Regions from separate parts of the Homo sapiens genome. Here region 2 is linked to region 1. A link is a loop called in an ENCODE intact Hi-C map of the cell type or tissue named here. Cell type or tissue: mammary epithelial cell. All regions are shown on one strand. Links, peaks and the distances in the headings refer to the core of each region. The heading gives the core; the rest is flanking DNA.

What was found. Peaks named below come from ENCODE experiments on the same cell type or tissue, not always from the same donor. Only the 100,000 strongest peaks of a DNase experiment are listed, where the experiment ranks them.
Region 2: it touches region 1 in a loop (26-fold over the local background); 7 of 110 quality-filtered maps call a loop at or near these places.

The regions. Positions count from the first base shown.
Region 1 is chr1:44,586,967-44,603,089 of GRCh38, reverse strand. The region is part of intron 2 of RNF220 (ring finger protein 220); the gene reads right to left. Among named protein-coding and RNA genes, the nearest start is that of MIR5584, 50 kb to the right of the region's middle. RefSeq lists a silencer at 7,676-7,847. In mammary epithelial cell, for the core only: a CTCF peak has its summit at 7,773 (motif pointing right); no DNase peak of the experiment used is centred there; H3K27me3 peaks cover 760 bases.
Region 2 is chr1:44,083,780-44,099,902 of GRCh38, reverse strand. It overlaps a transcript of KLF17 not described here. Among named protein-coding and RNA genes, the nearest start is that of KLF17, 27 kb to the left of the region's middle. RefSeq lists enhancers at 5,897-6,221, 9,752-10,470 and a silencer at 9,952-10,246. In mammary epithelial cell, for the core only: a CTCF peak has its summit at 7,523 (motif pointing left); no DNase peak of the experiment used is centred there; H3K27me3 peaks cover 120 bases.

The DNA of each region.
Region 1 (16,123 bases), core at 3,000-10,999:
GTCCTTAAATATTTCTGTCATTTTTCATTGCTGGTGACAGATCCTTGGGCAGGTGGCAGGGGTGTGCTGCCTCTATGGGCGCAGGGTGGCGGCCCGAGGAGGAGGAGGAGGGGTGGTGTGGACTCGGAGAGAAGGAGGCAGGGAGCAGGCAGCCGGGCGGTGACAGCTGTTCCTCCAATCAATCACGCTGTCGACAGGGAGGGACGACTGGCTGGCAGAAATTGAGTTTGCCTCACAGGGGACGATTGAGCAAATTAATAGCCCATTAGCCAAGCAGTGACCTGAGAAATGAAGGTGCAGGGGTTCCTGCTCACTCAGGCCGGATGGGGTGGGGCAGGGCAGGGGAAGGGTCTGGAGAGGAGAGAACTAAGGAGGAGTGTGGGAAGAAGAGGAATGGATGGATGGATGAGATGAGCGGTATGTGTGTGTGGGGTGGAGTCGGGAGTCAGTGAAGGAGGAGGGACATCAAGTTGGGGAAGGCAGGCTAGAGATGCAGGCAGTTCTGGGAGGGATGCAGTGGACAGAGGGTAGTGGTGGAGGTAGCTCCGACTGATGTCTCTCCACTACCTTCCCAGCATGACCTCTGGGACAGAGGACCATGCCAATAAACTCCTCTCCATCCGCAGTCTCTAGATACTCCCTTTACTCTCTCTACTCACTTTCCCCGGAACCTGGAGATGCTGCCACTCAGTTGCTGTCCTCTCCACTGCAGGCTGTTTATTCTCCCAACTCCATGCTCCTCAGGCCAGGCAGTGGACTCAGTGTCTTCCAGCTCATTGCTTCTCCACCCTCTGGACTCTTTGAGGTCAAGTACCATGCTACAGCCCACCTTGTCAGTTACCTACCATTCTCTACACTCACCCAGGACTTTCACACTTGCCTCTCTCCCCGAAGCCCATCACTGTCCTGACCTCCTCAGCTCCTATTATTTTTTTTCCTGTTCTTGACTTCCTCCTGGAGATCCTTGTCATCAACCTAAGTAGAACCCGTGACGGAACTCCCTCTCCCCCAAGCCCTCTCAAAGACTTGTATCCATTTAACTTGCTCCTCCCTCTTCCCTTCTCCCAACTCCCAAGCCACCACGCACTCATGGATGCTAGCCTGGGTCCCTTGTGCACCTTCAACACCATCTTGCCAACACACTCAACTTCTTACTTCCTTTGCCTTCTCCACAACCCAACTATTCTCCTTTTTGTCTCAGACACTCAGGCGGCTAAGCACAGCTGGGGAAAATCACAAAACCATGCAGATATGTGCCAATAAAAATTCACAGTTTCCAATCTCAGCACCACTAAACAATCCTTTTGCATGCTCTTGGTCAGCTCCGTCTCCTCTTTCCCACAGAGACAATTCAATAATATTTTACTATCTTGAGCCGCCTCGCCATCTCCTGTCCCCCTCTCTCTGCTAGGTGGCCTTGCTTCCTCCTTCACTCTGAAATTTAGTCCTTAGGCATGAATTTCCTCAGCTTGTGGATCTACTCTCACCTCCCTGTTCCCTCCAGTTTCAGTGGAACAGGCATCCTCCTACTTTAGCCTAATCACTTCTCCTGGGCTTTGATACCAATCCTGCCTATGTTCCCTGGGAAAACTGTCAAGTTCTCCCTCTCTACTGCATCTTCTCCTTCCCTTCCTCATGCTTTCCTCCATCAGCATATCAACTCCCACGTCTTTCCCATATTACAGCAACATCAGCATCAACAACCCAGCTCTCTCTTCCATATGGCACCCTTTTACTAATGGCCTTTTCTTCTCCTTCTCTTCTCACCTAAGATGCTCCAAAGACTCTTGCTTGCTGCCCATACTTTTTTACCTCCTAACCACTTCTTAACTCATCGCAACCTGAGTTTCATCCCCACCATTCTATGGTAACTACTCTCAGTGAGGTCCTTGGTGATCATCCACAATAGATACTCCAGTTATATTTATTTATTAGCCCAATAAATATTTGTTGAGTGCCTTCCATGTGCTAGGCAATATACCGGGGTCTAGGGATACAATGAGATCCATGTCCTTATGGAGCTAACAGTCTAGTGAGAGAACAGATGCAATAACATACTTGTACAATTGTAAAATTGCAATTGTACCAAAAAGAGGTCAACAGTGCTGTGGGAGCCTGTAATATAGATATTTGCCTTGTTCAGAGAAACCTAGAGACACAAGCTGAGGTGTGATAGATAAGTACTTGTTGAAGAGATGAGGAAGAAGGGAAGTGGTAACACTAATCAAATGCTTACTCTGTGGCAAGCACTGTACTTTTTTTTTTTTTGAGACAGAGTCTTGCTCTTGTTGCCCAGGCTGGAGTGCAATGGCGCTATCTCAGCTCACTGCAACCTCTGCCTCCCGGGTTCAAGTGATTCTCCTGCCTCAGCCTCCCGAGTAGCTGGGACTGCAGGTGTGTGCCACCACATCTGTCTAATTTTTGTATTTTTAATAGAGACGGAGTTTCATCGTGTTGGCCAGGCTGGTCTCCAACTCCTGACCTCAGGTGATCCATCCACCTCGGCCTCCCAAAGTGCTGGGATTACAGGAGTGAGCCACTGTGCCCGGCCAGCACTGTACTATTTAATCCCTATTTTATAAGTAAGGAAACAGAGGCGTAGAGAAGTTCTTAGTTTGCCCATGGTTACGAGGTAAGTGGCTGTGTGGGACTTATGTAATACCACAGCCCCATGCATGCTCTTAGTCACGCTATTCTGCTGCCTCTGATGTTAGCTATTGCCCTTGTCATCATTCACTTCTCCCTCTCTCCACACTCTATGTGTGATCTCTGAAACTCTGGTTTCATTCCCTCAGCCTGTACCTCCAATCTGAGCCACGTACAACACTGCGTAGAAGATGCTCTGCTTGGATGTCCCATAGGCTCTTTAAGCTCAACATGTCTGAGATGGGACTTACCTTCCTCTAGACCTGCCCTCCTCCTGCTTTTGGTTTCAGTGAATGGTACCACTATCCAGAGACCTCCCTAAATTGACAATCTTAATTTTTACTCTTTACTCCAGTCCCTACATCCAGTAAGTCAACATCTTCCCTGTTTTTACCTCCTAAGTACTGGTCAGAATCATCTTCTTTTCTTCATTGCCCTAGTTTAGGCATCTTCATATTCAGTCCCTACTCTTAGGTCTCCTCATGTATCTCTCTCCCCTCTAATCTATTCCATCCCTACAGTTACAAGGATCTTCCTAAAACACAAATCAGATCCTATCATTCAGCTGCTTAAGATCCTTCCCTGGTTCCTAAAGCCACAGCATACATTCTGAACTCTTTATCATACATGCCCCTCTCCAGCCTCCTATCCCATCTTGCAATAGTGTGTGCTCTGGCTGGACAAAATGTAGCTCTTCATCTGGTATTCTCACTGCCAATAATGCTCATGACCATGCCATCATCTCCCCATGGGCAACTTTTAACTGTGATTTATTCCTTTTTTATTTTGAGACTGGGTCTCACTCTTTTGCCCAGGCTGGAGTCAGTAGCACAATCACAGCTCACTGCAATTTCCACTGCTGGGCTCAGTGATACTCTCACCTCAGCCTCCTGGGTAGCTACAGGCACACACCACCATGCCCAGCTAACTTTTTGTAGAGATAGGGTTGTGTCATGTTGCCCAGGCTGGTCTTGAACTCTTGAGCTCAAGCAGTCCGTCCACCTCGGCCTCCCAAAGTGCTGGGATTACAGATGTGAGCCACCGCGCCTGACCCTATTTATTCTTGAAGACCACACTCAGACAATGCTTCCTCTTTGAAGCCTTCCCTAATAATTAACTACTCTCTTTTTCATGCTATGTTCCACATATGTCTATATGTCGATTATTGCATACATCATATAATATTGCAATTATTTATTTATCTGTCTTGTCTGGGAGATTCTGAGCTCTTTGTTTTATTTATTTATTTAATTTTTTTACTGCTCCTTGTGGAGCAGGGCTACCCCGTAGGCAGTGTGCCCAGAGTAGCTGATGCTGAGCTTCTTGAGGGCAGAGAGATTCTCTGATTCATCCTGGAACACTCAAGACCCTAGGCATACAGTCTGGCATAGGGTGGGTATTAGTAACTGTTAAATGATTCAGGGACTAAGTGAATGGGAGTGAAAGGCCTGCAGGAGAATGTCTGGAAAAAAAGAGAGATGGGGTGGGGGAAGTGTGAGGGTGAGAGAGGTGGGGATAGGGGAAGGAAGGCAATTGAGGCAATGCCGAAACCTTCTTTTGCTTAAATGAAGCCTTGCTTCATGGTCAGTGAGAGTCAGAGGCCCTAAGGGTGTCAAAGGGTAGAAGCTCTCGAAATACAGAAGCTCCAGAACTGCTCTCCTTACCAAAATATCAAGTGGTCATAGACCTGGTGGGAAATGGGTGACCAGTGACCATGTGAACATAACCAGACAGCAAAATCCCATGCCTAGAAACACTGACAGACATGCACACCAGGACATATGGCCAGTCACGTGCTCCTAGAGGGTCCCCAGCAGCTCCCCTATCCCAGAGCCCTCGGCAGGCCTCTCTGTGGGCCCAAGCCCCACCCGGAACCCCTGGGCTGCACGCTTTCTCTCTCTCACTCAGCAATTTCCCTACCCAAGAAAGCTCTAAGGGTTTCAATTACCGGCGTGTGGGATTTAGTGCCCTGGGCTTCTCTGACTGGAGGAGATTTATTTGAAGGTTTAGTGTCGTGGAGAATTCACGTCTTCACTCCCAGGAGCCCAGCTTCCGTCCTGAGCCCCTAAATCAGGAACCAAGATGGGCTATTGTCACTTACCGCATTAGCCTCGTTAGCGGACCAGGAGGGGTGATTAATAGCAATACACACACAGCCATCTTGCTCGCTTGCAGCTCCTGCTGCTGCTCATGACCTGGGGAGGGGTGGGGAGGAGCTGAACCTGCTCCAGAATAACTGAGGACTCTGGGCTTAGCCCCCTCCCTGTTTCCCCCTCCCCATCACCAGGCAGGAAAGTCCACATGACCATTCAAGATCTGGGGACAGTTCAAAGATTAGCAAGCCTAGCCAGAGAGAGCACATCTGGAGGCCTGACTCTTGGAGGGGGCGGGCAGGGGGCATGAGGGGGCTGGTTTCAGGATATGTCCCAAAGTGTACACCTGTGTTCGAGAGAGAACGAGAGAGAGAGAGAGAGAGAGGTGGGTGGGGTGGGGTGTGAGGAGACAGTGGGGGGTTGTATGTGAAGGAGGTAGACGGGTGTATGTTTATTTCATTTCCCAAACTGTCTTTGAGACTGGAGATAGCGCACTGAGGAAGACAGACAAGGGCGCCGGGAAGAGGAGGCGTGTACATGAGAGAAAGAGGTCCATGTAAGAGTGAGAAAGACCAAGAAGTGTGCAAGGAGAAATAAAAAAGTGTGGCTGAGAGAGGGGTGAATATGTGCATGTGAGAGGCTTCTATGAGACAGAGAGGTGCGTGTGTGCCGGAGCCATCTGGGAGACATTCGTGAGAAACGGTGTGTGTGCAAGAGTGGGTGTGTGAGGGGAGATGAGAGAAAGGGGTGCATAACAGACATGTTGTGTATGAAAAGAACGTGAGAGGTGTGGATGGGAGGGAGGGGCACAGCGTGAGAGAGGGAGGTGAGGGAGGTTCGTGTGTGTGTGTGTGTGTGTGTGTGTGTGTGTGTGTGTGTGTGCATGAGAGAGAGAGAGAGAAGGGCGTGTATGTATGTTGAGACAGAGAAGGATGTACGTTTTCTGTCTTGTTTTCCTTTGTCTCTTCAAATTCTCCCCTCCTTGCCCCTTTTCCCCCCAAAGTTTTTGGAGCCATGCTAACCTGGGTTTGAATTTCACTTCTGGCTACTTCATTCATTTATTTATCCATTCATTCACCAAATTATTACGGAGCATCTGCTAGCTTTTACCTTCCTGTGCCTCCTTTGTCTTACCTATAAAAAGAAGATAATAATTATACTTGCCTAACAGGGTGATTAGGATACCTTGGTGGTATAACTTACATAAAATGTCTCGAAAGAGCACAGAATTTGGAGCTGGATGCACTCTATAGCACAGCATCTGGCATGTGGGTCAGGAAATGGTAGCTACAGAGCTGCAGCTCCTCTGCCAATCCCTTTCTCTCTTCTTTTTCCATGTCCCTTATCCTCCTCCCTTCCTCTCTCCCACTCGCTTGTTCTCTCTCAATCACAGCTGAGCCATAGTATTAATTATTAGAACCAATTGACTGTTTAGACTCTGATGTTTTAACTAATCACCACTAATGGCAAACACTGGTGGGCAATCACATTCATTTAGTTCTTGGGCAAACTCCTCATAGTTGAGAGCGGACTAGAGGGAAGGGATCCAGCAATAACTGGCATTTGGGAATGATGGGAGGGGAGGCTCACTGCTGCCTAGAAAGAGGCCCTTCTCTCCTCCCTGGGCCAGCCAGGTCCCTTGGGATGGGTCAGCTGAGCCTTGCCTTGGAAGTGGGTCGGCTTCCTTCCCTATCGTTTTTCCTTTATTTATTTTTTTTGTGACTGAGGGAAGTGGTAACACTAATCAAATGCTTACTCTGTGCAAAGCACTGTACTATTTTTTTTTTTTTGGAGACAGAATCTTGCTCTTGTCCCCCAGGTTGGAGTGCAATGGCACGAGGGCTCACTGCCACCTCCGCCTCTCGAGTTCAAGTGATTCTCCTGCCTCAGCCTCCCGAGTAGCTGGGATTACAGGTACCTGCCACCACACCCAGCTAATTATTGTATTTTTAGTAGAGACAGGGTTTCACCATATTGGCCAGGCTGGTCTCTGACTCCTGACCTCAGGTGATCCACCTGCCTCAGCCTCCCAAAGTGCTGGGATTACAGGCATGAGCCACCGCACCCAGCCCCTTCTCTGTCTTTTTACTTCTCTGCCCTTTGGCCTCAGTCTCCCCTTTTGACTTAGAATTCTTTCATGGGAGTCTCCAGAAACCACTACAGTGGAAATATCCCAGAAATATCCTACCTGCTCCCCTTCCTTGAGTTGCTTTTTAGTTGTTGTCCTTCCTAAAAGTCCATTTCCAGAAGAGTCATTTAGACATAGGTTCAAAAATCTTTGCTCATCGGCCAGGCATGGCGGCGCACGCCCGTAATCCCAGCACTTTGGGAGGCTGAGATGGGCGGATCATGAGGTCAGGAGATCGAGACCATCCTGGCTAACACGGCAAAACCCCGTCTCTACTAAAAATACAAAAAAATTAGCCGGGCGTGGTGGCGGGCGCCTGTAGTCCCAGCTACTCGGGAGGCTGAGGTGGGAGGATGGCGTGAACCCGGGAGGTGGAGCTTGCAGTGAGCTGAGATTGCGCCACTGCACTCCAGCCTGGGCGACAGAGCGAGACTCCATCTCAAAAAATAAAAAATAAATAAAAATAAAATAATAAAATAAAAAGTAAAATAAAAATCTCTGTTCCTCACAGGGCATCTGCTTGATGCTGGTTGGAATGGAAAGCTGTACCCTGTCCATTCTGGCTGAGGGTTTCAGTGAAGAGAGCAGACAAACACGTGCTCAGTATTGCTGAGTCTGGAGAGAATGCCAGGGCTGGGGATGTGATCTGAGCATCATGTCCCTGAGAAAACACCTGCTTACTGATCCTGTCTTCTTCACACTGAGGCCCCAGAGCCCCAGCCTGCACACAACCCTGCTGTGCACTGAGCCCTGGCCCATCCTGTACCTGCTCCCCTAGTCTGTCCCGGGGAGCCAGATTCCCAGAACTCAGGAATGCCAGCTTCAGGGTGCAGGACTGGCTGGGCCAGATGGACCACAGGGCCCGGGCGTCCTGGAGGGGGTGGCCTAGGTGTCCGTGGCCAGTAGGTGTCGCTGTGGCTCCAGCACTGGGAGGGGGTGTTAGGCAGGGGCCCCGGAGCCGGCCGAGGTGTTGGGTGCCCTTTGGCCTCCCACCCCTACCTCGGGCCTTCCTTCACTCAGAGCCTTCACCAGGCTTCTCACACTTTCTTTAAGTGTCCATGGAACACTTGGAGGTTAATCTAAAACGCAGATTCTGATTCAGCAGCTCTAGAGTGGATCCTAGATTTTGCATTTCTACCAAGCTCCTAGGTGAGACCAGTGCTGCGGGTCTGTGGATGCTCTTTGAGTGGCAAGGTCCTAACTAAACGGCTCCATAGTGGGGAGGCACTGGCTCTGCTGTCTTCCAAAGCCAATCTTCACCCTCACTCCTATGTCTTTAAATAAAGCCCCGAATCAGAGGCCAAGGGTAGAGCCCCCTCTTTTTTTGGAGATGGGCTTAGCTAGACCAGCATGAGTTGGGCAGTTTCTAGAGAAGCTCTGAACCTAAACCTAACTCCAGTACTTTGAACCAACCCAGCCCTACCTCCTAGCCCAAGTCCTAAACTTCAATCCAATCCAATCCAAATTCCCCAAATTAACCCCAGTTCCCAATGGGCTATTGATTGCTTCAGTCCTGTCCCAAGACCGAATGCCCCCTTAGCCTCTCTGATAACCTTCCTGGTCCTCTGCCATACCTTCTTCTGGATACCAGCCTGAGCCAGGGCGGTGGGGCAATAGGGTCTGGGGACACATGCCTGGATCAGGCTCTTACAGAACTCAGCAAGGGAGCTCAGGCATTGCTCCAGACAAAGGAAAAGAGCAATTTGGCAGTCTAGTTGAGAACAGGCTCTCCCTGCTCTCCCAGACTCTCCCTGCAAGGCCATTTCTGTTGGGGAAAGTTCTGTCTCTGCCTTACCCCGTACGGCTCTGCTCTGCCCGATGGGCTCCACTTCCTGGGACGTGGGGAAGGCTGGGAGGAAGCATGTCCATTAGCCCAGTCCCAAGTGCAGGTGAAGGGGGTAGGATGGAGGGAGTGAAAGGAGGAGGAGGGAATGAAGTAACAAGGAGGGAGGGGGGGAGGCAAAGCGCCCTCCAGGGCTTTTCTTTTCAAATCAAAGTTTCTCTTGGGGGCCTTTCACTTTTCTTTTTCTGTCCACTGCCTGGCCCTTCTGGGTAGTGCAGAAGCGGATTCCTGCAGGGGTGGTAGGTTGTTATTCAAGCTGGACTATAAGAGTTTATCCCTTTTTTTTTTTTCTTTTGAGATGGGGTCTCACTCTGTCACCCAGGCTGGAGTACAGTGGTGCCATCTCAGCTCACTGCAACCTCCGCCTCCCAGGCTCAAGCGATTCTCCTGCCTCAGCCTCCCAAGTAGCTGGGATTACAGGTGCCCACCACCATGCCCGGCTAATTTTTGTATTTTTAGTAGAGTCAGGGTTTCACCATGTTGGCCAGGCTGGTCTTGAACTCCTGACCTCAAATGATCCACCCACGCCTTGGCCTCCCAAAGTGCTGGGATTATAGGCGTGAGCCACCATGCCCGGCCAAGAGTTTATCCCTTTTAAGTCTCATATTTTGTGATTTTTAAGAGTGCAATTATTTTATTTTATATCATTTAAAAATTTTTTTGAGACAGGGTCTCACTCTGTCACCCAGGCTGGTGCAGTGGCGATCCTAGCTCACTGAACCCTCGAACTCTTGAGCTCAGATGATCATCTTACCTCAGCCTCCTGAGGAGCTGGGATACAGGCCTGTGCCACCATGCCCAGGTAGTTTTTATTTTTTGTAGAAACAGGCTCTCACTATGTTGCCCAGGCTGGTCTTCAACTCTTGGGCTCAAGCGATCCTCTTGCCTTGGCCTCCCAAAATGCTGGGATTACAGACATGAGGCACCACCCTGGCCTGTTATTATTATTGATATCTTGTGATATTTAGCACTTTAGATATGAAAAATTTCTTTAGATAGGGAAAGGTAAAAGTTGCCTGAGGTCATGTTGGTCGAAAGCTTAAAAATGAAACTTTGGGCTCCTAATAGTCCGATGCTGTGTTCTGACTCCTACACTGAAAACATCTGGTCAAAGAAATCCTTATCAGGACTGTGATAGGACAGTGGGTCTCATCTCTTGCTGCCCTCTGCGGGTCTAGGGCATGGGATGGAACAGGGAAAAGGGCTTTGCCAAACAAACTGGTGGGTCCCTGTGGGCTGGCTCAGGCTTGGGCCTGTGTTGGGAGAGAAGATTGGGTATGGTCTGCTCCTGGATCTGTTCTGTGTCTGCCTGCTGGGCTTCTGTGACCAAAAGAGAGAGCTGTAGAGACACCATGGCAGCTCTGGGCCCATCCCCCCCATCAAAAACTCCTTCCTCTCTCCTCAAGCTTATATCCTCATTTCTCTCCACATGGCATCCCCCTCTACTCCCACTCCCTGCGTCCTATCCTGGTGGCTCCATTGTAGGCAGAATGCGAGGGCCAGGGCTGGGCTGTCATAGGGAACAGGAGTTAGGCAAAGAGCTGGGAGGGCAGAACATGAGCTTTGGCCTCGGGGAGACCTGGTCTTGAAAGCACCTGGAAGCATGGCTAGCCATGTGTCTTTGGGCAACTGCTGTAACCCATCCGAGTCTTCTTTTCCCCACCTAGAGACTGAGGATGATAATACTCACCCCCACCTTGCTTTAACAAATGAATGAGAGGAGCGTGTACCACCTGAAGCACAGGGACTTGCAGAGTGGCTCTCAGCATGCCTTCCTGCCCCAAGCGGGGAATCACAGAGCAGGTATGGGCCTGGGAGTGCAGAGGGCGGGGGCTGCCAACCTGGGAGCCCACAGGCTCTCGAGTTCCTCCTCCCAGGAAGGCCTGGCCCTTCCCCAGGCACAGTGGTCAGTGGCCAACAGGACAACACAGGGCTGTGTCATGAGGAAGGCAGCTGCGTAGGGGGCTGGGCTGGATGTTGTGTGCAATAAGGGCCTGAGACAGAGGGGCAGCTGGGAGGCCTGGCCAGGCACAGCCTGTTACCAGCTGCGCAATGGGCCTCTCTGCCCTGCCACCACCAGCTCCCCCTAGCTGAAAAGTGCCAGTCCCAGGCTCCCTTGCTCTCCTAGCTCTTGGTTCTAAGCACAGAGTGGTGCTGCGGGAAGGAATTCGGGGAAGTATACCACGACTGAGGCTGGGTTGGCTTGAGGCAGAGCCTTCCCTCGCCCTCTCTCTCTCTGTCTGTTGGTCTGTTTCTCCCTTCCTTCTTCTCTCATTCCTTTCATTTTTATCATGTCCTTTTCCAAACTTAGTCCTGGAACACCCTCAAAGATTGTGGGCCAGTCCTCTGGGGGTGTGGAGTAAGGAGTGAGGCCCAGGCTCAGAAGCTCACAGGATGGGGGACGGCTTGAGCACCTAAGATACCACTGTGAGGATGAAGTGAGGAGTAAGGAGGAGGAGGAGGAGGTCAGGGCTCGGAGGTGGAGAGGGCTTCCTGGAGGAGAGAAGTCTGGAGTGTCAGATGGCAAGAGAAGGAAGAGTGGAGTGAAAATTAAGACAAAGGCCCAGAGGCAGCCCAGCAGGACTAGTATGGCTGGAGGAGGAGGAGGACAGAGGAGTGAGAGGGTCCAGGCTCTAAAGGTGAGTGGGGCCTCCCATGGGCCTTCTTTCTGCGGGCATTTCAGAGCCGGGAGGACTTATAGACCATGTTGTTGCCCCCTCAATATTTAGACAGGAAATTGTGGCTTGTGACTAGAATATTCCTTTGCAGAAGTTCACGCTCTGGCCATGCCTCTAACCACACCCTAATAAGCCAGGGACTGGCCCAGCACAAGGCAGTTGGATCCTTAGACATGGCGGACGTAGCTGGAATTACTGACCTCACTTAGTAAGAATAAAACCAAGACTCAGAGAAGTCAAGCAAGATACCTAAGTCCCACTGCAAGTGCATAATGGCTCTGGGACTTGAAAGGACTTAGATTCCTTAGCAAGGCCTGCAAGGGCATTGCGCATGGACGATAGGTGACCTGCCAGCCTCCTCTCTTGCTGCCTCTCACCTTGCACACCATTGTCTTGGTCCCACTGAATTCTTTTGGTTTCTCAAATGGGTCTTTAAACATGTTGTTCCTGGCTGGGTGCAGTGGCTCATGCCTGTAATCCCAGCATTTTGGGAGGCGGAGGTGGACAGATCATCTGAGGTCAGGAGTTCGAGACCTGCCTGGCCAACATGGTGAAACCTTGTCTCTACCAAAAATATAAAAATGGCGTGGTGGGTGCCTGTAATCCCAGTTACTCGGGAGGCTGAGGCAGGAGAATCGCTTGAACCTAGGAGGCGGAGGTTGCAGTGAGCTGAGATCATGCCACTGCACTCCAGCCTGGGTGATAAGAGCGAAACTCCATCTCAAAGAAAAACCAAACAGCAAAAAACAAAACAAAACAAAAACCATGCTGTTCCCTCTGCCTGGAAAACTATCTTCCAGGGCTCAGCTTCAAGGTTAACTCTTCTAGGAGGCAGTACTATCAGAAGCATCTGGCTAGATTGTGTGTCCTCTAGCCCCCAAGACTTCCCTAATTGTGATTACACTTTTACTTGTCTATTTCTTTAACAGGGCCTGGCACAGTGAGTGACATCAAATGAATGAATTAGTGGAAGGTGAATGAATCCTCCCTGGCCCCCCCGCTTCCTATTCATCATCTCTGGTATCAGCGGCATCCACTCCCCATGGCCTCCTGAGTAATAGCACTGGGCATGGAGCTGGACTGAAAGAACAGAGCCTGCCAGGGGCAAACATTCTGGGGAGCGGGGAACCGGACACAGCAGAGAATCACCCAAGTTTAGTTCAATGCAAGACCTAGCCTAAAGCAGGATGTATTCAGGGCCCTACATATAAAGCCACTGTTGAGCCATGAGAGCTCTGAGGAAGCATGGGGCTCCTGCAGGCTGGGAAAGTACCACTGAGAGGAAGCCCCGTGAAGGATGGAGAATACTGAGATCATGGAGAGCACAGGACCACAAGCTTGGGAGCAGGGGGACACAGTAGTAGCAAAGTTGGATGGAGGAAGGATTTCAGCCCCTCCCCGGACTTTCCTTGCCCAGCAGGGCTTGGGCTGCCCAGCTCACCAAAGGGCCTCATATGAGTGATTGCCTGGAAGGCTGGTCCTTCTAACATGCTGAGTGGATGAGCTGGGATGTCCTAAACCACACCTGTGAATCCTGGTACCAGCCTGCTCCTTGGCTCAGGGATCATCACAGAAAACGCATGCTCTGAAGACCATACCTGGGCCAGCATCCGCACTGCCACAGAACCACACACATCAGCCCCACTGTGCCCTGTCCATCCCCATATCTGGCTTTGCCTTGGGCCCATGACCTTCACCCATTTTTCCTGTAGCGTTTTGCATCTTAATTTGCACCAGGGTCCAGAGCCTGCTCACCTCCCGTGCAGCCTTAACTTAAACCAGCTGATTGTGTGCACCCCTTCTCCCTGCCTCATACCCCCAGACCACGAGCACCTTGAGTCAAGGAATCATCATATTCTTTGTAGTCCCAGCTTAGGTGTTGTTTATAAACATATATTAAATTAACTATTGGTAGAGACAGAAATATAAGACACAAGGGATGAGGATTTTGCCTCCTTAAGCCAGTTTTTCCATGTAAAATGGAGACAGTAATTCCTATGACCTGGGAATCCTGTGAAACCTAAGTGAGGTCAAGACTGTTATGACTCCACCTTTAGGAGGTGGATATTCCTTTTTTTTTTTTTTTTTGAGATGCAGTCTCGCTCTGTCACCCAGGCTGGAGTGCAGTGGCATGATCTCAGCTCACTGCAAGCTCCTCCTCCTGGGTTCACGCCATTCTCCCGCCTCAGCCTCCCGAGTAGCTGGGACTACAGGCGCCCGTCACCACGCTTGGCTAATTTTTCGTATTTTTAGTAGAGACGGGGTTTCACCATGTTAGCCAGGATGGTCTCGATCTCCTGACCTCATGATCCGCCCACCTCGGCCTCCCAAAGTGCTGGGATTACAGGCGTGAGCCACCACGCCCGGCCAGGAGGTGGATATTCTTGTTATACCTATTTCACAGATAAGAACACTGGGGCTCAGGGAAACATGGTGACTTGCCGAAGGTCACACAGCTGGGAAATGGAGGGTTGGGATTCAAATGAATGCTTCTGGCACTGTCTCACTGTATAGCTTCCTGGGGAAAGTGAAGTTTGGTGGGAGGTGTAAGTCATGTCTAGAAGACAGATATGGCTTTTCATCTGACCAGTGGGTTTAAAGTTCAACCTGCAGCACACAGCTGAGCAGGCAAGTCAGAAAGGAGAAATAGTGGGAAGGGGCATGCCCTGGAGCCAGGGGGCCCCTCAGAGAGAAGACACAGCCTTGTCCTGGGAAGCCTGATAAATTCTAGGAGAGGAGGCAGGCCTCAGGCACATGACAGGCAGGGTGAGGGTTGGTGGAGAAGTACTTCATGGCAGGAGAGGCCTGAGATGGCAGAGTCTGAAGGTGGGAGAGCCACTAGAAACTGATGGCAGGAAGAAGTCCACCCCAGCCTCGGTAGTCATGACCTGAACCCCAGGTAGGGTTGGGGTTTGGTCACCTGCCACCCTCCTCACACCTGTGCTGGGGCCCTGCTCATAGCCAGCCCTAAGCTCCAGCCACCTCTGCCCCCTGGCCCAGCAGTCGGCCCAGCTGGCTCACCTTCTCAATCAATACTGTGCTCTTAATGGGCCCAGCTACCAGCACCAACCAGGGGCATTAAATGTTAATTATATCTATTTGGATTTGAAAAATTTTATTACTCGAGTTAATTATGGTTGGAGTCATAAAAAGGTTTCAGAGTGAAAGGACTGCCTTATTGGGGCCACTTTCCCCAAGACAGATTGGAAAGGCAAAGAAGAAATAAAATCATCTGGCTTAGAGGGCGGCTACTCCACATCCACCAGGCTGAGCGTGCTGGGCTAAGGACTCTGAAGCCTCCAAGGGAAAGGCCTGAAGAGCAGCTCGCCTACTGGCCGTGCTGGTGCCCGGGATGCAGGACAGGCCTGTCTTGGCAGGGCAGGTCTGCCGCTTGGCAGCCCCAGCAGGAGAGATGCGGTCAAGTAGAGAAGGGCTCCCTGCCAGCGAGCCTCCATGGGAGCTGCCGTCCTGCTGAGAACAGCCCGGCTCCCAGAGATCAGGATTGCAGGATATGCCCAGGGCTCCTCTTCAAGTGGTCCAAATACTGGGACCTTCTCTTGCCCAGCTCTACCCAGCCCTGCCTGATTGCTTCCTGCCAGCGCCGCTTATGATTCATGGGCCTGACCTTGGGCTATAAGGTGTTCACTCTAGCGGGTACAGAGGCAGGATTTATGGCCTCGGGGTCAGCTGTAGGCAATGACACAGGCAATAGCTGACTCACAAGGGTGCCCCATCCCCAGCCCACACATAACTCTCCCTTGCACACACAGGTACACACACACATCTGGACATAGCCGCAAATGCACATTCATGCCAGGAGCTATCTCACGCACGCATCTGGTAATGGGAGTTCATTTGTGGAGCAAGCACTGTGTCTAAGGTGCTTTACAAGCATTTGTCTAATCCTTAACACTGCCCCTGTAAGGCCGGTCCAAGCCAGAGCTACTCATTTTACAGAAGAGGAAACAAAGGCTCAAGCAGGTTAAGTTATCGGAACACATGTGCCCTAGAAGAGAACCAGCCCTACAGAGAACCCTGATGCCTGTCTGTTGGCCAGGGAAACTAATACCACCAGAGAGCTAGACTACAGCAGCCTGCGGGGCAAGAGAGACCATTCCACCCCCTCCCTCTTCCCTGTCAAAGGAGCCGAGGCCAGCACAGAGGGGGCGGGAATGTTCCCCATCTCTTTCCACCCCCTCCTTGCCACAAGGTGATGAAGAGAAGGGGAAAAATGCCTTAAAGAAGATACAACAGTGGCCGGGCGTGGTGGCTCATGCCTGTAATCCCAGCAATTTGGGAGGCTGAGGTGGGCAGATCACCTGAGGTCAGGAGTTTGAGACCAGCCTGGCCAACATGGTGAAACCTGTCTTCACTAAAAATATAAAAATTAGCCAGGCGTGGTGGCGGGTGCCTGTAATCCCAGCTAGTAGGGAGGCTGAGGCAGGAGAATGACTTGAACCTGGGAGGCAGAGGTTGCCGTGAGCCGAGATTGTGCCACTGCACTCTAGCTTGGGTGACAGAACAAGACTCCGTCTCAAAAAAAAAAAAAAAAAAAAGGAAGAAGAAGAGAAGAAGATACAATAGTGGAATTTCAAACTGCACCAACTTTAAAAAAAACAGAAGGAACTGGGAATTAGGGGGAATTTGCCCATGTTGTTAAGGGATCAACTGCCCATCCAAGGGCAGTTGAGGTGTCTCCGGTAGAGACTGGAGGGGGACAATATTTCATATATAA
Region 2 (16,123 bases), core at 3,744-11,743, 500 kb after region 1:
TCTTTCTTTCTTTCTTTCTTTCTTTCTTTCTTTCTTTCTTTCTTTCTTTCTTTCTTTCTTTCTTTCTTTCTTTCTTCTTTTTCTTTCTGAGACAGAGTCTCACTCTGTCGCCCAGGCTGGAGTCCAGTGGTGCAATCTCGGCTCAACCACAACCTCCGCCACCTGGGTTCAAGTGATTCTCCTGCTTCAGCCTCCCAGGTAGCTGGGACTACAGGCATGCACCACCACACCCAGCTAATTTTTCTACTTTTAGTAGAGATGGGGTTTAACCATGTTGGCCAGGCTGGTCTCGAACTCCTGACCTCCTGAATCCTGATTCACCCGCCTTGGCCTCCTGACTCCTGATTCACCTGCCTTGGCCTCCCAAAGTGCTGGGATTACAGGTGTGAGCCACTGCACCTGGCCCAGGTCTCATTTATTTCCTGTCTATTTTGTTATTCTTGCACAAATGAGTAGGTATATGCATATTTTCTTTTTAAAAATATTTATTTATTTATTTAGAAGACTGTCTTGCTCTGTCATGCAGGCAGGAGTGTAGCAGCATGATCACAGTTCACTGCAACCTCAAGTTCTTGGGCTCAAGTAATCCTCCCACCTTAGTCTTCCAGGTAGCTGGTACCACAGGTGTGAGCCACCACGCCTGGCTAATTTTTTTATTGTTTGTGGAGACGGGGTTTGATGGTGTTGCCCAGGCTGGTCTCGAACTCCTGAACTCAAGCAATCCTCCAGCCTCAGTCTCCCAAAGTGCTGGGATTACAGGTATGAGCCACCTTGTCTGGCCCACATTTTCTTGTTTTCTCTTTCTCACACAAAAGGTAGCACATTATAGATACTCTTTTGCACTTTGCTTTTTTCATGTAACACTGTATATTGGTTGGCTGGCACAGTGGCTCATGCCTGTAATCCCAACAACTTGGGAGGCCAAGACTGGCATATCTCTTGAGGCCAGGAGTTTGAGACCAGCCTGGGCAACATGGTAAGACCCTGTCTCAAAAAAAAAAAAAAATTAAAGTGAGTAAGACCTAAAATCTGTTAGAAATATGAATAAAAGATGGCTGGACACAGTGGCTCACACCTGTAATCCCAGCACTTTGGGAGGCCGAGGTGGGCGGATCACAAGGTCAGGAGATCAAGACCATCTTGGCTAACATGGTGAAACCTGGTCTCTACTAAAAATACAAAAAATTAGCCAGGCGTGGTGGTGGGCACCTGTAGTCCCAGCTACTCAGGAGGCTGAGGCAGGAGAATGGCGTGAACCCAGGAGGCAGAGCTTGCAGTGAGCCGAGATCGTGCCACTGCACTCCAGCCTGGGTGACAGGACGAGACTCAGTCTCAGAAAAAAAAAAAAAAAAAGAAATATGAGTAAAATACATGAATAAATACATCACAAAAAAGATTTAAAAATAATCTTTTTTAAAAAAAATAATAATAAAGATCAGAAGAGAAATAAATAAAATTGAGACTAAAAAAGTGCAAAAGACCTACAAAACAAAAAGTTGTCTTTTTGAAAAGACAAACAAAATTAACAACCCTTTAGATAGACTAATTAAAAAAGAGAGTGACCCAAATAAATAAAATCAGAGATGAAAAGGGAGACATTACAACTGATACCACAGAAATTCAGAGTCATTAGAGACTATTATGAGCAACTATATGCCAGTAAATTGGAAAATCTAGAAGAAATTGATAAATTTTAGAAACATACAACCTACCGAGATTGAACCATGAAGAAATCCTAAACCTGAATAAACAAACTGACTAAAAAATTAGTTAGGCATGGTGGCACATACCTGTGGTCCTATCTACTCAGGAGGCTGAGGTGGGAGAGAGTGCCCAGGTGTTTGAGGCTGCAGTGAGCCATGATCACACCACTGCACTCCAGCCTGGGCAACAGAGTGAGACTCTGTCTCAAAAAGATCATTCATCATGATCAAGTGGAATTCATACCAGGGATGCAAGGATGGTTCAACATATGTAAAGCAACAAATATGATACACCATATCAACAGAATGAAGGACAAAAACCATAAGATCATTTCAATAGATATCAAAAAGCATTTAATAAAATTCAACATCCTTTTATGTTAAAAACTAAAAAAATCTGGGTATAGAAGGAACATACCTCAACACAATAAAAAATCATATATGACAAACCCATAGCCAGTATCATACTGAAAAGGGAAAAACAGAAAGACTTTCTTCAAAGATCTGGAACAAGACAAGGAAAACTACTGTCACCACTTTTATTCAGCATAGTACTAGAATATACCTATAATGTACCCACAAATTTTTTTTTAATTTCATTCTTTTTTTATTATACTTTATGTTCTGGGGTACATGTGCAGAACATGCAGGTTTGTTACATAGGTATACACGTGCCATGGTGGTTTGCTGCACTCACCAACCTGTCGTCTACATTAGAATCAATATCGTGAAAATGGCCATACTACCCAAAGTGATTTATAGATTCAATGCTATCCCCATCAAGCTACCATTGACTTTCTTCAGAGAATTAGAAAAAACTACTTTCAATTTCATATGGAACCAAAAAAGAGCCCGCATAGCCAAGACAATCCTAAGCAAAAAGAACAAAGCTGGAGGCATCACACTACCTGACTTCAAACTATACTACAAGGCTACAGTAACCAAAACAGCATGGTACTGGTACCAAAACAGCATGGTACTGGTACCAAAACAGAATGGTACTGGTACCAAAACAGATATATAGACCAATGGAACAGAACAGAGGCCTCAGAAATAACACCACACATCTACAATCATCTGATCAACCCGACAAAAACAAACAATGGGGAAAGGATTCCCTATTTAATCAATGGTGTTAAGAAAACTGGCTAGCCATATGCAGAAAACTGAAACTAGACCACTTCGTTACACCTTATACAAAAATTAACTCAAGATGGATTAAAGACTTAAATGTAAGACCTAAAACCATAAAAACCCTAGAAGAAAACCTAGGCAATACCATTCAGGATATAGATATGGGCAAAGACTTCATGACTAAAACACCAAAAGCAATGGCAACAAAAGCCAAAATTGACAAATGGGATCTAATTAAACTAAAGAGCTTCTGAACAGGAAAAGAAACAGGCAACCTACAGAATGGGAGAACTTTTTTGCAATCTATCCATCTGACAAAAATTTATTTAATTTAAAAATTAAAAAAATTTTTTTTTAAAAACCGTAGGCTGGGCACAGTGGCTCATGCCTGTAATCCCAGCACTTTGGGAGGCCAAGATGAGCGGATCACAAGGTCACGAGATCGAGACATTCCTGGCTAACACGGTGTAAACCTCGTCTCCACTAAAAATACAAAAAAATTAGCCAGGCGTGGTGGTGGGCGCCTGTAGTCCCAGCTGTTCTGGAGGCTGAGGCAGGAGAATGGTGTGAACCTGGGAGGCGGAGCTTGCAGTGAGTCGAGATCGCGCCACTGCACTCCAGCCTGGGCGACAGAGCGAGACTCCCTCTCAAAAAAAAAAAAGAAAAATAAATAATAAAAATAAAAAACAATGTAGTACTAGAAGTCTTAGCCAGAGCAATTAGACAAGAGAAAGAAGTAAAGGGCATCCAAATTTGAAGAAGTAAAATTATCCTTGTTTACAGACAATATAATCTTAGATTTAGAAGAACCTAAAGACCACCAAGGCCAGGTGCAGTGGCTCACACCTGTAATCCCAGCACTTTGTGAGGCCAAGGTGGGTGGATCACTTGAGGCCAGGAGTTTGGGACCAGCCTGGGCAACATGGTGAAACACTGTCTCTACAAAAAATAGAAATGTTAGCTGGGCATGGTGACACACGCCTGTAGTCCCAGCTACTCGGGAGGCTGAGGCAGGAGAATCACTGGAACCTGGGGGGCAGAGGTTGCAGTGAGCCAAGATTGGGCCACTGCACTCCAGCCTTGGCAACAGAGCAAGACTCTGTCTCAAAAAAACAAAACAAAACAAACAAACAAAAAACTCCACCAAAACCTCTCAGAACTGATAAACAAATTCAGTAAAGTTGCAGGATATAAAATCAGCATACAAACTTTGTCATTTCTATATGCCAACAGCTGAACAATATGAAAAAAAAACCCCAAGAAAGTAATCTCATTTATAATAGCTACAAACAAACAAACAAAAATAGATAGGAATGAACTTAACCAAAGGAGGGAAAGATCTCTCTACAATGAAAACTGTAAAACATTTATGAAATAAATTGAAAAGGATACCAAAAAATGGAAAGATATTCCATGTTCATGGATTGGAGAATCAATATTGGTAAAATGTTTATACTACCCAAAAAAATCTACGGATTAAATGCAATCCCTATCAAAATACCAATAATTTGGATAGAAGAATATTTGAGGGATTAAAAAAAAGATATAAAAGGCTGGGCATGGTGGCTCATGTCTGTAATCCCAGCACTTTGGGAGGCCAAGGCAGGTGGATCACCTGAGGTCGGGAGTTCAAGACCAGCTTGACCAACATGGAGAAACTTCGTTTCTACTAAAAATACAAAATTAGCCAGATGCAGTGGCGCATGCCTGTAATCCCAGCTACTCGGTAGGCTGAGGCAGGAGAATCACTTGAACCCAGGAAGTGGAGGTTGTGATAAGCTGAGATCACGCCATTGCACTCCAGCCTCGGCAATAAGAGCAAAACTCTGTCTCAGGAAAAAAAAAAAAAAAAAAAGATATAAATAGGCCGGGCATGGTGGCTCATGCCTGTAATCCCAGCACTTTGGGAGGCCGAGGCGGGCGGATCATGAGGTCAGGAGGTTGAGACCATCCTGGCTAACACAGTGAAACCCAGTCTCTACTAAAAATACAAAAAAATTAGCCAGGTATGGTAGCAGGCACCTGTAGTCCCAGTTACTTGGGAGGCTGAGGCAGGAGAATGGCGTGAACCTGGGAGGCAGAGCTTGCAGTGAGCCGAGATCACACCACTGCACTCCAGCCTGGGTGAGAGTGAGACTCCGTCTCAAAAAAAAAAAAAGATATAAATAAAAAAATAAAATGACATTTTTCACAAAACTAGAAAAAAATATTCTAAAATGTGTATGGAACCACAAAAGACATAGAACAGTAAAAGCCATCCTGAGCAAAAAGAACAAAGCTGGAAGCATCACATTACCTGACTTCAAATTATACTACAGAATTATGGTAACCAAAACAGCATGGTACTGGCAATAAAAACAGACACATTGCCCAGTGGAACAGAATAGAGAACCCAGAAATAAAATTAATGCATTTACAGTCAACTCATTTTTGACAAAGGTGCTAAAAACATACATTGGGGAGAGGATAGTATTGTCAATAAATGGTGCTGGGGAAAATGGATAGCCATAGTCAGAATGAAAGCAGACCCCTATCCCTCATCATACACAAAAATCAAATCAAAATGGATTAAAAACTTAAACCTAAGACCGGAAACTATGAAACCACTAAAAGAAAACATTGGAGAAACTCTCTAGGACACTGGTCTGGCAAAGATTTCTTGACTAAGACCACAAAAGCACAAGGCAACCAAAGAAAAATGGAAAAACAGGATCACATCAAGCTAAAAAGCTTCTGCACAGCAGAGGAAACAATTAACAAAGAAAAGAGACAACCCATGGAATGGGGGAAAATATTTGCAAACTACCCATCTGACAAGGGATTAATAATCGAATACATAAGGAGTTCAAGCAACTCAATAGGAAAAAAAAAACAAATAACCTGTGTTTAAAATGGGCAAAAGATTTGAATACACATTTCTCAAAAGAAGACATACTAATGGTCAACAGTCCTGCAGTCAGCCTGCAAAATCGTGGTATATGAAAAGTCACCCCTCCATATACATGGGTTTTGCATCTGGCGAATATTGTTTGATCAAAAAAAATCCACATCTAAGTGGACTCACGTAGTTCAGACTCAGGTTGTCCAAGGTTTAACTTGGACTGTTTCTTCTCTGTCTTCCATTTCAAGCACTTTCTCTCTGACTCTTTTTACTTCTGAAGAAAACAGTACACTAACTTGGTAAAGAGATAACTTCCAATGAAAAATATCTGAGCTACAACAGACGCAGAGAGAAATCTTATCTGAAACTTCCCTTATCTGACTAACTCAGAGCCTTAGGAGACATAGCTGCCACAAACCCTCCTCCAGAGGTCTCTGGTCACAGAAGCACTGACGTTGAACATCAAGACACTTTTTAAAAAATCGTATAAAGATGAGTGCGGTGGCTCACACCTGTAATCCCAGCACTTTGGGAGGCAGAGGCAGGTGGATCACTTGAAGCCAGGAGTTTGAGGCCAGCCTGGCCAACATGGTGAAATCCCGTCTCTACTAAAAATACAAAAATTAGCTGGATGTGGTGGCAAATGCCTGTAATTCCAGCTACTCGGGAGGCTGAGGCAGGAGAATCGCTTGAACCCAGGAGGCAGAGGTTGCAGTGGGCAGAGATCGCACCACTGCACTCCAGCTTGGGGGACAAGAGTGAAACTCCGTCTCAAAAAAATAAAAAATTGTATAAACAAGACTCATAAGAAGCTTCCATTCTTTGAAGTCCTAAAGCCCCGCTGGGGTAGTATATAGGTTGGTACATAAACTTTTACCCCCAGCTGTTCAGGGAGCTACTCTCTCTATAGGGTACGCCCACATGTGTATTTTCCCCCTGTTACTCTATTGCCATTTAATTCACAGGCCCCCAACCAGCTGGACTTAGGTTGGTAGAGGAGAAGTCTTTCTTCCCAACACTTTTCTCTTGATTTCATTTTCATCCTCTTGGTTTTTCCAAAGCAAACATGGACAAATAGGATCACATCAAGCAAAACTGTCTTTCTTCAATGCCCCTTATTACATTTCCACTTGAATTTATTCTCCTTTGAGTACCTTATAATGTAGGCTTTATTTCTGAAATCATTTTGTCTGTTCCTTCTTTCCTGAGTTCAGTGAACTCTTAATTTATTCCTTCAGAGCAGGGGGATGCCCATTTGCTTTTAATTTTTGAATTTTGGTTTCAAGATGGTTTTCCTTTTTTTGTTTTTTTGGGGTTTTTTTTGATAAATTTTTGAAGTACAAGTATAATTTTGTAACATGAATAGATTACATAGTGGTCAAGTCAGAGCTTTTAGGGGGTCTATCACTCAAGTCACATATATTGTACCCCTTGAGTAAAGGGTACCCAGCTACTCGAAAGGCTGAGGTGAGAGGATTGCTTGAGCCTAAGAGTTCAAGTCCAACCTGGGCAACATAATGAGACCCTGTCTCAAAGGAAAAAAAAAAAAAGCTAAAGAGTGATTTGTCATATCCTCAAATGTTTGCCTGAAGACGACAATTCATTGAGTTTGGTGTGTTGTGTTACAGCATTTTTCTTCTGCTTCATGGTAATTTTTCTTTTGGGGGGAAATGTAGAAATGTTCATCACTTGAACTATTTTGGTTCTCATTTTCTATTTTCTTATAGAAACGTTTAATCTGTTTTTGGCTATTTATTTTTTGGAATGAGAGTGGTCTCCAAGATTCTTAGTTGAATGGCGTCCCCTTCTGTCAGTGTAGTGAAGTACAAGTTTTTTTTGAGACGAAGTTTTGTTCTTGTTGCCCAGGCTAGATAGAGTGCAATGGCTCGATCTCGGCTCACCGCATCATCAGCCTCCCGGATTCAAGTGATTCTCCTGCCTCAGCCTCCCGAGTAGCTGGGATTACAGGCATGCACCACCACGCCCAGCTAATTTTGTATTTTAAGTAGAGATGGTGTTTCTCCATGTTGGTCAGGCTGGTCTCGAACCCCCGACCTCAGGTGATCCGCCCACCTCAGCATCCCAAAGTGCTGGGATTATAGGTGTGAGCCACTGCACCTGACCCAAAGAGCAAGTTTTTTTTTTTTTTTTTAATGCAGTAGTTCTTTTTAAATTTGGGGGAGGGAAGTGGGCAGAGAGAGAGAGAGAGAGAGAGAGAGAGAGTGTGTGTGTGTTGTTGTTGTTGTTGTTTTTTGGGTTTTTTTTTTTTTTGAGACAGAGTTTTTCTCTCTCACCCCCCAGGCTGGGGTGCAGTGATGCCATCCTAGCCCACTGCAGCCTCGAACTCCTAGGCTCAAGCAATGAATACAGCAGTTCTTAAAGTGTGATTCAAGAACCGTTAAGGTCCCCAAAATCTTTCAAGTAGCTGCAAAGTCAAAACTATTTTAAGAATATACTAATATGCTTTTGTCTTTCTGACCTTCATTCTCTTAACAAGTATGGAGCTTTCTTTTTCTTTTCTTGTTCTTCTTTTTTTTTTTTTTTTTTTTGAGATGGAGTCTCATGCAGTGGCACGATCTCGTCTCACTGCAACCTCCGCCTCCCAGGTTCAAGAGATTCTCCTACCTCAGCCTCCCAAGTAGCTGGGATTACAGGTGCGTGCCACCATGCCTGGCTAATTCTCATGTTTTTAGTAGAAACAGGGTCTCACCAGGTTGGCCAAGTTGGTCTCAAACTCCTGACCTCAAATGATCCACCTGCATCAGGCTCTCAAAGTGCTGGGATTACAGGTGTGAGCCACAGTGCCTGGCCCAGAGGTATGGACTTTTCTAGGAGCTACAGGACATGTGATATTGCATCAGACTGAATTTAGACATGCAGATATAAGACCAGCTGTCTTCTGTTTAGCCAGATATTAACAGATTTGTAAAAATGTAAAAAAAATGCCACTCTTCTCATGAAATTTTTTGTTTTGGAAAATATAGTTATTTTTCATTTAAAAATTAGTTATGTTAATATGGAATTGGTTTATTATTCTTTTTAAATTAATTCCTAAAATACTTTTTAAATTCTCAGTTTTAATATTGAATATAGTAAATGTTGATAGATATAACCTACAAATACAAAAGCTCTTTAGGGTACTCATTTTAAGAGTATAACAAAGTCCTGAAAACAAAAAAGTCTGACAACTGCTGCTTTAATGGATGGCTCTGTGTGTGTGTGTGCATGCGTGCGTGTGTGTGTGTGTGTGCGTGTGCATGTGTGTGTGTGTGGTGGGAATTGTATCTCCTGCAAGTTTTGGGTTCTGTTTTGTGTTACATGCCCTACATTTTCCTCTTTTGATTCTTTTTTTCTCCCCCTGGGTACTCACTGGTTATAGCACCTTTTGATTCTTTTCCCCTTCACCACCTAATCTTCAAAGTGTGCCTCTCCTTTCCTTTCTTGCATTCTATTTCCCCAGAAGCGCGACTTTTCTGAGGTTGTCTCCTTGAGGCTACGCTGCCCTTTTCAGTCCCTCCCCGTGGTCAGTGCTCTGATCTACAGGATTCGTTTTCGTGTTGTTTCTCTTAGGGCGGACTTTCTCTTTAACACAATGATTTCAGATCAATCTTTGGCCTGCTGTTACCTGCCCCCTCTTCTCTTCCACAGTTTTTCCAGGACTGCCCTTGCTCTCCACAAAGATTTGCAGTAGAACTGTGAAAGCCATCTCACTGGAATTTGGTGTTTATTTTTTCTACTTACAGGTAATTTAAAGTTTAGGAATTCTCTGTCATCCAGTTATGCTGAGAATTTAGTTTTTGTTATTATTTTTTTCTGTATCAAGAACCAGGAGTCAACAAATCTTTTCTTTTTTTTTTTTTTTTTTTTTTTTTTTTTTTGTAGAGACAAGATCTCACTGTGTTGCCCAGGCTGGTCTAGAACTCCTCAAGAGATCCTCCTGCCTGGGATTACAGGTGTGGCAGCACCTGGCCAGCAGATTTTTTCTTAAAAGGGCCATATAGTAAATAATTGAGGCTTCCAGGCCATACTGTCTCTCTCTCTTTTTTTTTTTTTTTTGAGACAGAGTCTCACTTTATCACCCAGGCAGTGGCATGGTCAGAGCTCACTGCAGCCTTGATCTCCCAGGCTCAAGGGATCCTCCCGCATCAGCTCCCCGAGTACGCCCGGCTAACTTTTTGCATTTTTAGTAGGGACAGGTTTTCACCATGTTGGCCAGGCTGGTCTCGAATTCTTAGACTCAAGTGATCCGCCCCCCTTGGCCTCCCAAAGTGCTGGTATTACAGGCATGAGTCACCGCACCCATCCCATACTGTCTATCACACTACTCAACCTGCCTTTGTAACATGAAGCACTCATACAATGCATGAACTAATTGATGTGTTGACAAAAACAGGTGCCTAGCCCACAGGATGTTATTTGCTGACCTTTGTTCTATATGGTTGCTTGGGATATGAAGCGATTCCGATTTGGACAGCCACTATTATCTTTGGCAACTCAGAAGTTCATAGTGATTTGTACGGGTTCTTTATGTTTGCAAAATAAAATACAACTCTCTTTGTGGCAGACACAGAGACGCACTGCCCAGATCCCCCTTCAAGGAAGAACTTGTTGCCCAGCTGCAGGGAGTGCATTAGGCAGACAGCCTCCAACTGTCAGCTATTTCAGGATCTGCCTCATCTGCAGAGAGCTGCTTCACCCAAGGTCATACGCTTCCCAGCAATCCGTAGCTGGTAGAAAGGCCCAGCTATTTTGGCCTAACTTAGAACACTTTGATGTACAGTGTTTGCTCCAGAGCTCCCTGCTGGGTTGGTTGAGGCTTTGTGGGGCCTGATTCTCAGTTCAAGTTCTTCCTCTGCCCAATCCTGCTTCCTTCTCCTTCCTTTCACAAGAGTTGATCCCTACTAAGCTTCTTGCACCTCAGATTCCATCTCAGCATCTGCATCTGGAGAATCCAATCTGTGACCCTCCTAGTAGTTACATGCATTGCAGATATTTTCTTCTATGACTTGTGTTTGGTTATGCTGCATTTTTCCCCCAACACAGTGTACCCCTGCCTTATTGCCCTTATTTTACCTTAGGTTATGCTCCCTCCTTCTTGAAGATTTAACACCTGGCTCACTGTGACTCTCTTCAGCACCATTCATGTGATAATTCCTGCTAATTTCAGTAGAGATATTCCTTCTAATGCTTTGGCCTGTCGGTTCCTTAGCATACCCTCCTCCTGTGGTCTTTTTATCCACTAAGTCAGCCACTCATCCCCATAGTCATACCCTAGATTTTGTTATGACAAATTATTGCAACCCTTCTTTGCTCCCAATTTCACACACCCCATTCTCCAATCAGCTCCTCCTATTTTCAGCTCACACCTAACGCTCTAGCTCCAGTGATCATTACCTACAGTGCATTCATCTTACCACTGTGCCCTCATCTATCTCACTCCTTCCTGTTGCAGACTAAATTGTGCCCCCCACCAAAGTTCAGACATTGAAACCCTAACCCCCAATGTGACTGCATTTGGAAATAGGGCATGTGAAGAGGTAATTAAAGCTAAATGAAGTTGTAAGAGTGGCCCTATCGCATAGGACTAGTGTCCCTATAAGAACACGAAGAAATCACCTTAGACAAGGCTGAGAAAGGGCTGCAGGGCAGTGGGAGTGCAGACTGAAAAGATGCAGACCACTGGGCTTCTACTTCTGTTTCCATTTCTGATCCGGCCTGCATCTGCCTCCTTCCTGAACAGGCCAGAGAATTCATCTAAATAGCCTAAGCAGGCTGGGTGCTGTGGCTCACCTGTAATCCCAACACTTTGGGAGGCCGAGGTGGGCAGATCACCTGAGGTCAGGAGTTCAAGGCTAGCCTAGCCAACATGACAAAACCCCATCTCTACTAAAAAAATACAAAAATTAGCCAGGCATAGTGGCGCCTATAGTTCCAGCTACTTGGGGGGCTGAGGTAGGAAGATCGCTAGAGCCTGGGAGGTTAAGGCTGCGGTGAGCTGTGATTGTGCCACTGCACTCCAGCCTGGGTGACAGAGCAAGACCCTGCCTCAAAAATAAATAAATAAATAAATAAATAAAAATAAGAGTGCTTGGCAGCTTGATCAAGCTATGCCAGGAACCCATCTCTCAAGCAGCAGCTCTTCTCCTGTGCCATTGTCAGCTTTGTCCTGTCTGAGTCCATGGGACTCTTCTGTTTGATGGTGGTCTTCCTCATCCTCTTCATCATGTGAAGCTCCATGGAGATCACCTACCCATACCTGCTTCTGTGACCTCATGCCATTCCTGGTGTTGGAATGTGCCAAGGTTTGCCATTAAACACACATTTCTCATTTCATAATTTCATATATATTATATATATGTGTGTGTGTGTGTGTTTATATATGCGTGTGTGTGTGTGTGTGTGTGTGTGTGTGTGTATATATATATATATATATATATATATATATATATATATATATATAAAATATATAGGAAGAGGCACCAGAGAGCTCTCTGCATAGTCACAGAGGAAAGGTCATGTGAGGACAGCCAGAAGGCAGATGTCACAAGCCTCACCAGCAACCTACCATACCCTGCTTGTACCTCCATCCTGGAAGTCCAGCTTCTAAAATTAGAAGAAAATAGTCGGGTGTGGTGGCTCGCACCTATAATCCCAGCACTTTGGGAGGCTGATGTGGGAGGATCATTTGAGGTCAAGAGTTTGAAACCAGCCTAGGCAACATAGGGAGACCCTGTCTTTAAAAAAAATTTTTTTTTGTTTTAATTAGCTGGGTGTGATGGTGCACACCTGTAGTCCTAGCTACTTGGGAGGCTGAGGTAGGAGGATCCCCTGAGCCCAGGGAAGTGGAGGCTGCAGTGAGCCATGATCACACCACTGCAATACAGCCTGGGTGACAGAGCAAGACCTTATCTCAAAATAAACAAACAAACAAAAAAGATGACAAAATAAATGTCTGTCGTTTAAGTCACCCATTCTGTGATATCTTGTTACGGCAGCCTGAACTGACCAATACACTTCCTCACCCAGTTTAAATTCCATGCTCAATCATAATCAGCCATTGCAATTACCCTCAACTGTATTATCAACCCTCAATTTGTATTAGTTGCTTGGCAAAACCCAAACCCTTGTGAAATCCAGTTCTTCTATATCTACATCGATGCTGCCGAATATGGCTGAAGAAAAGCAACTGTGTTGACTGGACTGCTTTAAATTCATGACCACTTACCTCAAGTGGGCACTTAACTTCCTGGCAATTATTCTACATTTTTCTAGTCCATTAACTCTCCTCCTCTCTGAGTTAATTATTTCACAGCTTTTCCTCCCTCTTTATACATGTTCCATCCTAACTCTCTGCTGATGACCTTGTTTCTTATTTCACTAATGGAGGCCACCAGGAGAGAACTCCCACAGCCATCAAATTCACCAAGCCAACAGCATCCTTACACAAATCCTCTGCCTTCTCTCTGGGCTGGCTGTGCCCTCTCTTTGCTCCTGCAATTTCCCTAACTCTCCTATACTGTTGTTATTCACTCTCCAGTGGATAATCACCATCAGGATGCAAAGATGCTGTACTAGCTTCTGAACTCTCCAAAAACCCAGGAAACAAAAAGGCAAAGGCTAAGCTTTTTCTTATTCCCCCTTCCAGCTATTGTACTGTTTCTCTGCTTTTAATTTATTTTTATTTATTTATTTATTTATTTATTTATTTATTTATTTTTGAGATGGAGCTTCACTCTTGTTGCCCAGGCTGGAGCGCAATGGCGCGATCTCAGCTCACCGCAACCTCTACTTCCCGAATTCAAGTGATTGTCCTGCCTCAGCCTCCCGAGTAGCCGGGATTACAGGCATGCGCCACCACGCCTGGCTAATTTTGTACTTTTAGTAGAGACGGGGTTTCTCCATGTTGCTCAGCCTGGTCACAAACTCCCGATCTCAGGTGATCTGCCTGCCTCGGCCTCCCAAAGTGCTGGGATTACAGGCGTGAGCCACCACGCCCCACCGTCTCTGTTCTCTTTTAAAGCACAATCCCTCAACACAAGTGTCTATACTCAGCGTCTCCACTTTCCCTCCATCTGGTCTTCCCAGTGCCCCCTTGTCAGGTTTTCACCCCATGCTCCTCCAGGGCTAGTCTGCTCTTGCTTCCCGTCTTACTGGAAGACCAGCAGCATTTGACAGAGTTGGTCACTCTCTCCTCCTTGGACACCTTTTCTTCACTTGGTTTCCAGAACAGCATTATCTCCTGCTTATTGTCTTCCTCAGTCTACCTCAGTGAAAAGCTTTACTGGTTCCTCCACATCTCCCAGACCTCCAGTAATAACAGGAATGTACCATGCCATTGCTCTCTCTCTCTCCTTTTTTTTTTTTTTTTTTTTTTTTTGTTGAGACAGAGTCTCAATTTTATCACCCAGACTGAAGCACAATGGCATGATCATAGCTCATTGCAGTCTCGAACTCGTGGGCTCAAGCAATCCTCCCACCTCAGCCTCCTGAATAGCTGGGACTACAAGCAACACCACCATGCCCAGCTAACTTTCTATTTTTTATTTTTATTTTTTGTAGAGATGAGGTTTTACTATGTTGCCTAGGCTAGTCTTGAACTCCTGGGCCCAAATGATCCTCCCACCTTGGTCTCCCAAAGTGCTGGGATTATAGGCGTGAGCCACCGTGTCCAACTTCTCTTTCTTAATGGAATTTAGGCAAAAGTTATTACTCATGGCCTTGGAATGCTCTTTCCTCAGATAGCCACATGGCTCACCATTACTTCCTTCCAGCTTTCTTCAAAGATCCACTTCTCAGTGAAGCTTTGTCCTGACCACCCAGCTGAAAATTGCAATCCTCTTCTGTCTACCATGTACATACTCTCTATTTGCTTTCCTTCCTTTATTTCTCTCTGTAGGTGTGACCTAACATAACATATAATTTACTTCTGTACCTTGTTTGCTTTCTGTCTTCCCCTTTAGAACATAAGCTCCATGAGGGAAGGCGTTTTTGCCTGCTTTAGTCACTTTATCTCCAGCAACTACAACTATATGTATATATACACACACATATATATACACACACATATATATACACACACATATATATATACATATATATATATAGTAGGCACTCAATAAACATTCACTGAATGAATGAACAGTAATGCTCACTTGCCCATAAATACAAGTACCTCATCTTTTACCACAAAGGGTATTTGTAAATATTTAGGTTGTTTCTACCCAGATTATGGCTTGGTAATTCTTTTTTTTTTTTTCTAATTTTTATTTTTTTTCTAGGGACAGGGTCTCACTATGTTGCCCAGGATGGTCTTGAACTCCTGGGCTCAAGCATTCTGCCTGCCTTGGCCTCCTAAAGTGCTGAGATTACAGGCATGAGCCACCGTGCCTGCCTTCATGTATGTTTTTAGAACACAGAGAAAATGTGTTCTAAATGTGCTCATTGCTCAGCAATGAGCAAAGGCTTATGCAGTCACCACCAATCAAAAACTTTTTTTTTTTTTTTTGAGACAAGATCTTGCTCTGTTGCCCAGGCTGGAGTGCAGTGGCAGGATCATAGCAAGCTGCAGTCTTGACCTCATAGGCCTAAATCATCCTCCCACCTCAGCCTCACAAGTAGCTAAGACCACAGGTACAAGCCACCGTATCTAGCTAACTTTCAAAATTTTTTGAATTTTTAAATTTAAAAATTTTGAGGCCAGGCTGGCCTCAAACTCCTGAGCTCAAGCAATCCTCCCACCTTGGCTTCCCAAAGTGCTGGGATTATAGGCGTGAGCAACTGTACCTGGCAAAAACTTTTTAAGAGCTTCGCTTCCAGGATTAGGCAACTTTAACCTTCAACAGTGATCATAACCCTTAGTTTTCAGATCCGATTATAGGGAAATGTGTAATGTCTTACTGACACACTAATCCCATCACTGCTCACACCACCCACAATTAGCTGAGGATAGTAGAAAGCCAAAATGGGATTTTGAAACATAAATTGGTTAAAATGTATCGACCAAAATGGCCAGATGTCTTGCCTATAATTCTCAAGAATTGTGTACAGGCACATGCAACTTCCTTCTACAGTTCCAGTGACCATCCACTTGGAAAACATTTATGTATAAAATGGGATTTTGCTAGATATTCACAAAGCATTACTGAAGTGTGTCCAAACTTTCCATGCACAGAAACAAGAGTCTAAACAATCACCCTGGTGAAACTGAGCTGGAGGTTGAATATACATGAAGACTAATCAGAGGAAAGAAGCGTCACTTGAACTTTCCTAGAGAGGACGATCCCGGCTTGTACTCACCACCCATGCACCCTGGACCAGGCTTCTCAGCTTGAGAAGATGTCTGCCTCAGGGGCATGGCAGCTTCTTGTGCCATTTTTTTTTTTTTTTTTTTTGAGACAGAGTCTCG